2 separate regions of the Homo sapiens genome follow, and region 2 is linked to region 1. A link is an interaction called in ENCODE POLR2A ChIA-PET data of the cell type or tissue named here. Cell type or tissue: HepG2. All regions are shown on one strand. Each heading gives the region's core, and the rest is flanking DNA. Links, peaks and the distances in the headings are about the cores only.

Region 1 (5,006 bases), core at 369-4,368:
TGCAATTGCATTTTGATAGTCGGTAGAAGTAACTAGTTGGGGACAGTAAGCTATCACTGCATCAGATCTGGTGTGTTTAAACTAAACACACCTCTTGAGTTTCTCATAGTTTAGATGTTGGAGTTCAGCTCTTTCTAAAGGATTATTTCAAAAAGAAATGGTCTCAAGCATTTGAGAAAAAACTTAGAACTAAAATCCTGTTTTTTAAAGCTCCCTGATAAGAGATTCTTCAAAATCAAAAAATAAATTTGGCCACTGAACTGCACACTTAAAAGTGGTTAAAATGGTAATATTGATGTATATTTTACCATAATAAAAATGAATGTATAAGTAAATTGAGGGGAGGCACACCTCCAGGCATGACTGCCTCCACCAGCTTTTCTGTTTTCCCCAGGCATCCTCGTCTGTTTTTTCTGCCTTCTGTAAACCTCTCTGCATGTTGTCTGTGAATGTGGTGGTTGTGTGCAGGGGTCTGGTTGCATCGGTGAGACTGCATTGGGCCAGCCCCTCAGTGTGTGCACTGGGCCTCACAGATATCTGATGATGCCTTTTTCCTCCATGAAGGGCCAGAGGGGATGGACGAACTGATCTCCACTCCTTCGGTTGAGGACAAGTCTGAAGAGCCACCAGGCACAGAGCTCCAGAGGGACACAGAGGCCTCCCACCTTGCTCCCAATCACACCACCTTCCCTAAGATCCACAGCCGCAGATTCAGGGAGTGAGTGAGCCCCTGCCTGCCAGGGACTAGGGGAAGATGGAAGTGCTTCGGTTCAGTATGGCATTGATATCTCCCATAAATCCTTGTTGCTGGGCCACACTGTGCTTTAAAAACCTCATGGTTGAAAGAAGCTGGGTACCTGGTTACACGCATTCAGGGAGAGCCTAATCGTTGTGTCTGATTCTGCTTCTACTGAGGTTCTTGTATTAATGATGGAAGAGGGGCCCTCAGTCCAGGTTTGCAGTCGGGAGTGGATAGTGAAGTGACCGTGCATCATCTTTGGGCCCCTTTTCATGGTTTAATCTCTGTGTAATGTCTTAGGCAGCAGGATTCCTTTAACCTTGTGTGCTCACTCTGCCTTCTCCCCTGCCCACTTTTCTTCCAGGATAGTCTCCCGGTATTTGTCTTTATGACAGGGAGATGCACGGGGTAGTGGCTGAGATGGGGACCTGTGGCAAACTATGGTTGGGCAGGGCCCAGAGAAATTTGTCCCTTGTAGTTGGGAATGGGGGAAGATGCCCCAGTATTTACCTTTCATAAAATTAAATCATCAGGAATTCCACAGTTCTGGTTAGTAGTACTTGTTGAAACGTGACTTTTTGTCTGATGCAGTCTACGTCTCTTCTCCCTGGGGTGGGATGGGAGCAGTGCTGCAGTGTCACAGCCAGTGGCACAATTCCTGATGTCTGATGTTTCTTTCAGTTACTGCAGCCAGATGCTTAGTAAAGAAGTGGATGCTTGTGTTACCGACCTACTCAAAGAACTGGTCCGTTTCCAAGACCGTATGTACCAGAAAGATCCAGTCAAGGCCAAGACTAAACGTCGACTTGTGTTGGGGTTGAGGGAGGTTCTCAAACACCTGAAGCTCAAAAAACTGAAATGTGTCATTATTTCTCCCAACTGTGAGAAGATACAGTCAAAAGGTAAAGGCACAGTGTGGTCCTGTGATATGTGGGCCCCTGCATGAGTGCCTAGTGTGCCCTCGTGTTTGCCACACACCTCAGCGGCCCATGCCACAGGTCTTGACAACTCGTTTTCTTTGTGGTTTTTGTTTTTATTGAGTAACTGTTTCCCAACTGCATTGACCATTACCAAGTGCCTTACCCTCTGTAGGGCAGGTGGGTCCTGTGATCCTGCACGCTGGGAGGCCAGCCAGCCCACACAGGCCTCTGGCATCAGGGAAAGACCTGCCTCTGTTGTGCAGGCCACTGCCCTGGGGCTGGGATTGTCACTGGTCACTTGCACCACAGAGATGCTGTGCCTGGCAGCCAGGCAGTACCTACCTAGGGCTTTCATCTACTTGACATTTTGTTGTTCAGTCTGTGGTTGACTCATCTGTTTGCTTGTTACAGATGTGGCTTTGTCTAAATACTTTGCCATTTTACTTAAACTGGAATGTGTGTTTTTGTTTTGTTGGATGTGATATGCTGGGTCAGGTAACAGTGAACCCTCACCTGTGACATCTCATGTTTACCCTGTGCTTGTGCTGTCTTGGCTCCTGGAGGACTTGCCTGTGTTGTGTCCTCGAATTGAGCAATAGGAGAACTGATAAGAGCAGAGTGGCATTGCTCATGGACACCTGTCCTTCATCTCCATCTAGGCTAGGGAACACTCACAAGCCCCTCCCTGGCCTCATTCCTTTCTCCTGCAGTGTCAAATTCAGCTTTACGGAGTCCCACTTTGAGATAATGCATCCACATCCTGGGGCTGAACCCTCAAAGATGATGTTTCCCAGTTACCATTTCATATCTAAAGCCTGGAAGTTTTGTGACATGTCCGAGGCCCCCAGCCAGCAGCTCGTCCCTGTCCTAACTTGGTACGGGTCCAGCATCACCGCTGACCAGAATATGACAGAAGGGATCTCAGTGACCCACTCATCTGATTGTGTGCCCAGAGGCCTTTCCAGGTCATTGGAGAGGACAGGCCACATGCTTCCCTGGCTGTTTTTGTCAGTGTTGTACATGTCCACAGCTAAAGGGTCAAGTAGTCCTATAGGGTTTGTTAAGGGAGGGGCAGGCTTGGGCTCCCTTCCTTTCCTAGCAACTCCACCTGTCAGCTGTTAGCCACACTGTGGGATATTTCCTCCATATCTCCATGTAAGAGGCTTGTGAGCAACTGCTTCACATGTTTTCAGTTTTAAGTATTTGTCATCTTCCCAATAGAGCAAAAGGGCTTTGCTGTTACTTCCCCTAATGTATAGTTTGGGTTATTGTTCTTGTTTTGTGGTGGTTGCTTAATTGTCTATATACTTAGCATTAATGAAACCTCATGCCCTCAGCCAGCTGCCTCAGTCTCCTCTAAGACGGTTACACCAGGCATTCTGCAGTTTCATCTGCTGAAGAAACCTTCATTCCCAGCTCACTGCACCTCATGCATTTGCCACCCAGGGATACCCTTGGCTCCCACCCTGCTCTCAATAAGGTGTTGTTTATGGACTTCTTCTTGGGCTGCACTCTTGTTTTGTTGGAGTGCATCCTCCAGTGGTTTAGGAGAAAAGGATTCATGGGAGGCATATTTTGAAGGTCTTGCTTGAAATCCAGAGACTCTGATTCTTGATCCTTTGTGATCATTTTGCACCTCGTGCTCTCTGGGGGTTCACTGGAAGTGCCTTGATCCTGGGGTTACAGGATGTGGGACAGTTTGCATCCAGTGTCTTTGGCTCTGGGACACGATGAATTTTTGCTTTGAATCCTCTTCTCCAGTCCCTGCCAGCTCTTGGAAGTATGTCAGGGTCGGGCCTCCTGGACTGGTGTCCTCACATTATTTGTTTCCTGCTTCTTTTTATCTCTTTCTTTTGGTTTCATTTTCTGTTAGAATTTCTCAACCATATCTTGTAAAATTTCTGTATAATTTTTTACTTCTGATATTATTTTTATTTTTTGGGAGCTGTTTTTGTCCTCTGAAGATTCCTTTTTTTTTTTTAATCACGTTGCTGCTGCCTCATGGTTGCCTCTTGGAGAATTTTAATGATGCCTAGTTCCTCTCCCTGCAGTGCCTCTGTTTCCTCCAGGTAGTTTGCTCTGTTTGTTTTGGCCTCTCATGGTGGAGGTTTTCCACAGATGTCCTCTGTGTCCTAGTTGTCTGCGCCTACTTAAGAGCCACTAAGTAGCCGACTGGAAATCCGGGTGTGTGGCTGCTGTTCAAGGCTGTGAGCAGCGTTGAGGGTGGTGATTCTCAAAACTGTAGCCAGCATCAGAATCACCCAGAGGGCTGGGGAAAACACAGATTCCAGAGTTTCTGCTTCAAGTAGGTCCAGTGGGCCCAAGAATTTGTACTTCCAGCAAGTTCCCAGGTGCTGTTGCTGCTTCTCCAAGGAGTGCACTGAGAACTTCTGCTGTAGGATGATGTGGTTGGGCTGCTTCCATGTTGGAAGTGCCCCTGGGTGTCTCTGTCTCCCCTAGGGCTGGTCACATCCCCAAGGAAGACTTCTCACTGCCTGCCTGGAGGGACAGGCGAACTTCACCCTGTGAGCTCATCCTCTCACCACCATTAGATGTGTGGTGCGTCATGTCCTGCAAACCTGTGCTGTGCCTCACCAGAGGGCTGCAGCTGAGGGGCTGGACACCGAGTTGCCTCTTTGCCCAGTGTTCAACCAGCCCTCTTCACCTGTGCCTCACCCTGTGCTGCCTATTCCCGACCTTTGGGGGATTCTGGGGTCCAGGGCTGGCTGTTCTAGGCTTTTCTCACTGTTGGCTTAGGTTGGCTAGCTCAGTTGTCCATTTGCATGTCAGCTTCTGAAACTTTTTGCTGTTGTCTCTCACATTCTTCCGTGGATTTGTGTCTTTAAAAAACAAAAAGGTGGAAATGTATGCCCTTAGCCTGCAGTCACCCCACTTTCTTGGAAGACATCATTCTCCTTCTCTGCCTCTGCCAGAGCATGGGGCTAGGTTTTTACTTGATCAGCATCATAAGGATTTGTTGTATACTTAAAATGCATTTGTGTAATCATTGGTTCCGACACGTTTTTGCTTTGAGGCATAAGGGACTTGATTGTATATTTTATAAATATTTGCCAGATAAGATAGCCAATGGCTTGCAGTCATCTTAAAGATAAAAATTGATGTTATAGCCTTGAATTAAGTTGAAGTACTGTATTTGCTCTGAGTGGCATTTAACCTAATAATTCTGAACTTAAACTTTGAAATGGAAATAATCTGAGCCTAGCATCTTGCTTGTTTGACATAAGCTTTCTTGTGGAACTTCAGTAGTTGGCCCTTGCCACACGTGCTTTCATCTCACTAATAACGGGTTGGAGGTTGTTTGAGCAAAACAGTCTGGATTTTGCTGC
Region 2 (5,006 bases), core at 335-4,334, 640 kb before region 1:
GAAATCTATAAACAGAATGATGGTTCTGCATGGCAGCCATTTAAATAGTTGAACCCAGCAACTGTATCTCCCTTTCCCTCCCTGGAGGCCAACATCTCCGGTTTCTACAAATGTGTCCATGTGGCATGGTGCTCAAGACCTCCTTGTCCCTCTCTGGGTTCCTAGAACTGAACAGGTACTACAAGAGGTGTGAACTTCATCAAGCGCAGAGGGACATTCACCTCTTGTGGCCAGATCAGTGGATTGCAATATGGCGGCCATCAGAATCAGCCCTGGGGGCCAACCTGGGGCTTCTGGGGTAACCGGTCTTGGGAGCAGGCACCTCCCATGATCCCAACGTGCAGCTTTATCAGCCCAGCTCGTGGATGGCTCCTCTGAGTTTACTGTTGATGAAATCGCCCTGGCCAGTACTTGAAGTGTAAGCTGCAGTTGTTGTGTCTTTATTTTGTAATTTTGCAATTGATTGATTGGACTATAGGAGGTTTTTTTGGGGTGTCTTCTCAGAACAACTGTCCCTCCTCACTGCCTGATATGGTAGTGGATTTGACCACGCTGGGGGCCCATGGGTGAGCTGGTCAGAGGCCCAAGATGCATGTGGCAGTGCTGAGAAGGACAAGTGAAGTCACTCCAACCCCTTCTCTTAGGATTTGTAACAGGGTGTCTGGTGGTGGGTCTTGGAGCTGGGAGTTCACATAGATGCTGGTAGCCATTTGAGGCCTTGTGCAAAATGGATAAACAGAAAAATCCACAGGGTTGGCCATTTTAGTGGTCAGTATGGTGGCAAAAGTAATATGCATGTGTAATATTGTGTGACATAATGAAAAATCATTGTTTCAAATGTATTCGCTGACATTTGTCATTAATAGCTGCACTTGGAAATTTTTTCATGTCCTTTACAGTGGTTTCAAAAAAGTTCTTTTTAAACTGGTATCTATGGCCTTGGGATTTATGTATCCACTCTTATTAATCTGTGCATCACATAAGTGCAATGATATGACAGCTTACTGAATTAGGGATCTCAAAATGTTGACCTCAAAGACAGGCGCTGTTAAATCAAAGATCAGAGCTTCCAGTGAAGTTGGCCCCAGATGGTCTCTCTTTTTTTTTTTTTTTTGAGACGGAGTTTCACTCTTGTTGCCCAGGCTGGAGTGCAATGGCATGATCTTGGCTCACCGCAACCTCCGCCTCCCGGGTTCAAGCTATGCTCCTACCTCAGCCTCCCAAGTAGCTGAGATTACAGGCATGCACCACCACACCTGGCTAGTTTTTTGTATTTTTGGTAAAGACGGGGTTTCTCCATGTTGGTCAGGCTGGTCTCGAACTCCCAACCTCAGGTGATCTGCCTGCCTTGGCCTCCCAAAGTGCTGGGATTACTGGCGTGAGCCAACGCGTCCGGCCCCCAAATGGCCTCTTGAGGACCTTTGAGACTTGCTCCTGACTAAGGGGGAGTTTTTCCTGGAAATTGTAATCTCTGATCATTGAAACTACAAGTTATCAAGCATCTTGCTCCACCAACCCTTCTGCCAGGCCCTTCACATATATTAATCAATCTGGTGAGTTTTTAGCACAAATAATCACTATACTAAAAAAAATACGCATAGGAGGGATATACACTGAAAAAATGATTTGTTGTTTAAATTTGAACTTAACAATTTAACTGGGTGTGGTGTCTACTTATTTGTTAAGTCTGGCAGCCTTACGGGATGCAGGACAGAGTGCTAGCCTCACTGGGTTTTGTTAAGTTCTTCCTAGCAGAAAAAGACTAGCCCTTTGCTGCGATGATGCCTCCCCGTTGGGGTGCGGCTGGTCCGTTTGCGAGGGAGGTGGGAACATTTGACTCCCGGCTCATCTCATGCCTGGCACCAGGCAGGTCGCGCCAGCGCTCTGGGGCCCTTCACCTCCCCAAGTGCGTCTGACTCGCTTGGCCTCTCAGGGGATGAGAGAGGCTTTGTCAGAGCCGTGCCTCATTTGCCACTTCAGAGCTTCATGTCTGTTGACATTGCAAAATAGCAGAAGAATTCGACAACAGGCCTTTTCAGAATGTGCACCACGACTGGACAAAGGGCAGTCCTAAGTGGGTCAGTGGCTGCCCTGGAGAGTTTTCCGGGTGAGGAATCACATCTGTTTACTCAGCCTTCACATGACCTCCATTCTGCCCACCTCCGCTGCCCACTCGGCCGACTCAAAGGGACAAAGGCGCCGGGTGTGTCCCTCCCTCACTGCGTTGGCGTGCAGCTCCAGTCCCTGCACTGAGGGGCGCTGTGTGGGAGGCTCCCTGCATGGCCTCTGACACTTTCCAGTTCAGTGGCATTTAGTACCAAGTTAACGCATCAGTTGTCGGGGAGGTCCGGAGAGCCTCCGCCTTGTGTGTGGTGGACGCTCACCTGAGGCTGGAACGCAAAGGGAGTAGAGCCTTCAAAAGGCTTCTCAAGGCCCTCCTGCCACTGTCTGCGGGGAGTGGCCACATTCCGCGCTAAGCAGGCCTCTGCGTTAACACTGTCAGCTTGCGAGGGCCTAGCAGGGGACAGGACATCTGCAGAGGGTGTGCGGTGCCGGCATGGCACCTCGCTGCGCTGTGGAGGCAGGATGGGCTGGCCACTGCAGGGTTGGTGTGGGGCCGGGGACAGTTCACAACCAACAATCAAAGGTCCCTGTTGGGGGAAGCTCCTGAAGGTTGGCACTGCGCCAGCCCAATGTTTTGTGTAGCAGAATCTTCCCCTAATTAATTTATCTAAAAGAGAGTGGCCCAGGAGGTTGAGATACTCCAAAAATTTTCATATTAGTGACATGGGCAGCCTTCCATTATAGGACCATAGGACAAAGCTGTTGCTCTTGGATGATGAGTCACAAAAGCCACAATTTTTTTTTACATCAAATTATTTATAATTAATGATCGTTTGCAATAAAGACATAAATAAGCAATTTATGCCAGAAAGAAAAACATCCAGTAACATAAAGCTAACCTTACTTGAAATCAAATAAATTCATATTAAAATAAAATATTTCGCTTATTAAATATTACTTAAAGATCATAATACTCGGAACTGAGAACCACGTGGAGAAAAGAGCCATATCCTATATTGCTGGTGGTAAAATGTTTGGTATAATCATTTTAAAGCACAACTTGGTAGCCCATACCCAAAACCTTAAATATGTTTATATTCTTTGACCCAGCAGTTCCACTTCCAGAAATTACTCCGGGGAAATAAATATGGATATGAACAAAGTTTTAGATACAAAGAAGTTCATAGCAATAAAAAGGTTGTAAATTCTAGTGGTCAATAAATTATTGTATATCCATACAATGGAATATTTAAATAACAATGCAGATGTAGAAAAGCAACTGTATATGAATAGCCAAGAAAATTCTGAGAAAGATAAAGGAACGGAGTTTGTTATATGAGCACATACTACAAAGCCAGACATTAAAACAGCGTGGTATTGATTCAGCAAGGATAGATAGATAAATGAAATAGAGAAGAGTTCATAAACAGAACCATTTATATATGTGTGTATGCAATTTTGTTTGATCACGAGGTGTATCAAAATAGTAAGAAGAGGTTTTGGAATAAATAATTATCCATTGAGACTCTTACTATAGTCTCAAAAATAAATTCCAGGTGGATTTAGAGAACATCAACTGTAAACAGCAGAGAGGAATACAGAAGAGAGAAACATTTTCACCCTTTGCAGCTGGGGAAGGATTTCTGAAGCAAGACACAAAGCCAGAAGCTGTGGCAGAGACTGCTACATCTTCATCAAATGATGCCCCATTTCTACAGGCACACAGGAAGACGGCATCTCCTACCCTTCCCTGTGTCTGGGTGAGAATATGTGAGTGAGTTCTGCCTGGTGGAAAGTAGGGGAAAGGGATATGTACCCTGCCTGGCACAGCTCTCACTGACTTCTAAGTAGTGTTGCCTGCTCTGTCTGTCTCCCATGGCCAGGGGGAACACCTCTGGGATGGCAGAGAAAGAGCTCAGATCCCCGAGTCACTGCCTAGAGGAGAGCAGCCAAGAATGGCTGCTGGAACAGAAACATCTGCATTAGAGATAAAAATAATGTGTGCATCTACTTACAATAGCAAAGACTTGGAACCAACCCAAATGCCCATCAATGATAGACTGGATAAAGAAAATGTGGCACATATACACCATGGAATACTATGCAGCCATAAAAAAGAATGAGTTCATGCCCTTTGCAGGGACATGGATGAAGCTGGAAGCCATCATCCTCAGCAAACTAACCCAGGAAGAGAAAACCAAACACCACATGTTCTAATTCATAAGTGTGAGTTGAACAATGAGAACACCTGGACACAGGGAGGGGAACATCATACATTAGGGCTTATTAGGAGGTGGGGGGCAAGGGGAGGGAGAGCACTGGGACAAATACCTAATGCATGCAGGGCTTAAAACCTGGATGACAGGTTGATAGGTGCAGCAAACCACCATGGCACATGTATTCCTATGTAACAAACCTGCACGTTCTGCACATGTATCCCAGAACTTAAAATGAAAAAAAAAGTGTGTGTGTGTGTGTATGTGTGTATTCATCTGGGTTCTCCAGAGAAATAGAACCAATAGGAGATACAAGGGGAAATTTATTATTCGGGGTATTGGCTCAGAGGATCACAGAGGTGGAGAGGTCCCACAATAGGCCATCTGCAATCTGCAGAACTGGAGCAGCAAAAACAGTAGCATGGCTCAGCTTGGAAGTCTCCGAACCAGGGAAGCAGGTGCTGTAGCCATCAGTTAGAGGCCGAAAGCCAGAAAGCCCCCAAGGGTGAGAGAGGGAGAGACAGAGAGAGAGAGAGAGAGACAGACAGACAGACAGAGACAAACAGACAGCAAAGCAAGCTGAATACCCACTTCTCCCAGCTGCCATGTCCTGGATGGTGCTCGCCCACATTGTGTGGGTTTTCCTCTCCAAGTCCACTGACTGACATGTCAATCTCTCCAGGAAACACCCTCGAACAATGCTTCACCAGACGTCCAAGCCCTCCT

What was found. Peaks named below come from ENCODE experiments on the same cell type or tissue, not always from the same donor. Only the 100,000 strongest peaks of a DNase experiment are listed, where the experiment ranks them.
Region 2: POLR2A ChIA-PET joins it to region 1 with 5 read pairs; 1 of 35 experiments calls an interaction of 5 or more read pairs at or near these places.

What each region holds. Positions count from the first base shown.
Region 1 is chr9:89,349,212-89,354,217 of GRCh38, forward strand. It overlaps SECISBP2 (SECIS binding protein 2), which reads left to right. Exons shown (of 17, transcript NM_024077.5): 13 at 565-718; 14 at 1,421-1,641. Among named protein-coding and RNA genes, the nearest start is that of SECISBP2, 33 kb to the left of the region's middle. In HepG2, for the core only: no CTCF peak of the experiment used is centred there; a DNase peak (open chromatin) is centred at 2,170.
Region 2 is chr9:88,704,397-88,709,402 of GRCh38, forward strand. No RefSeq gene overlaps it. Among named protein-coding and RNA genes, the nearest start is that of MIR4289, 39 kb to the right of the region's middle. In HepG2, for the core only: a CTCF peak has its summit at 2,237; a DNase peak (open chromatin) is centred at 2,055; H3K4me3 peaks cover 370 bases.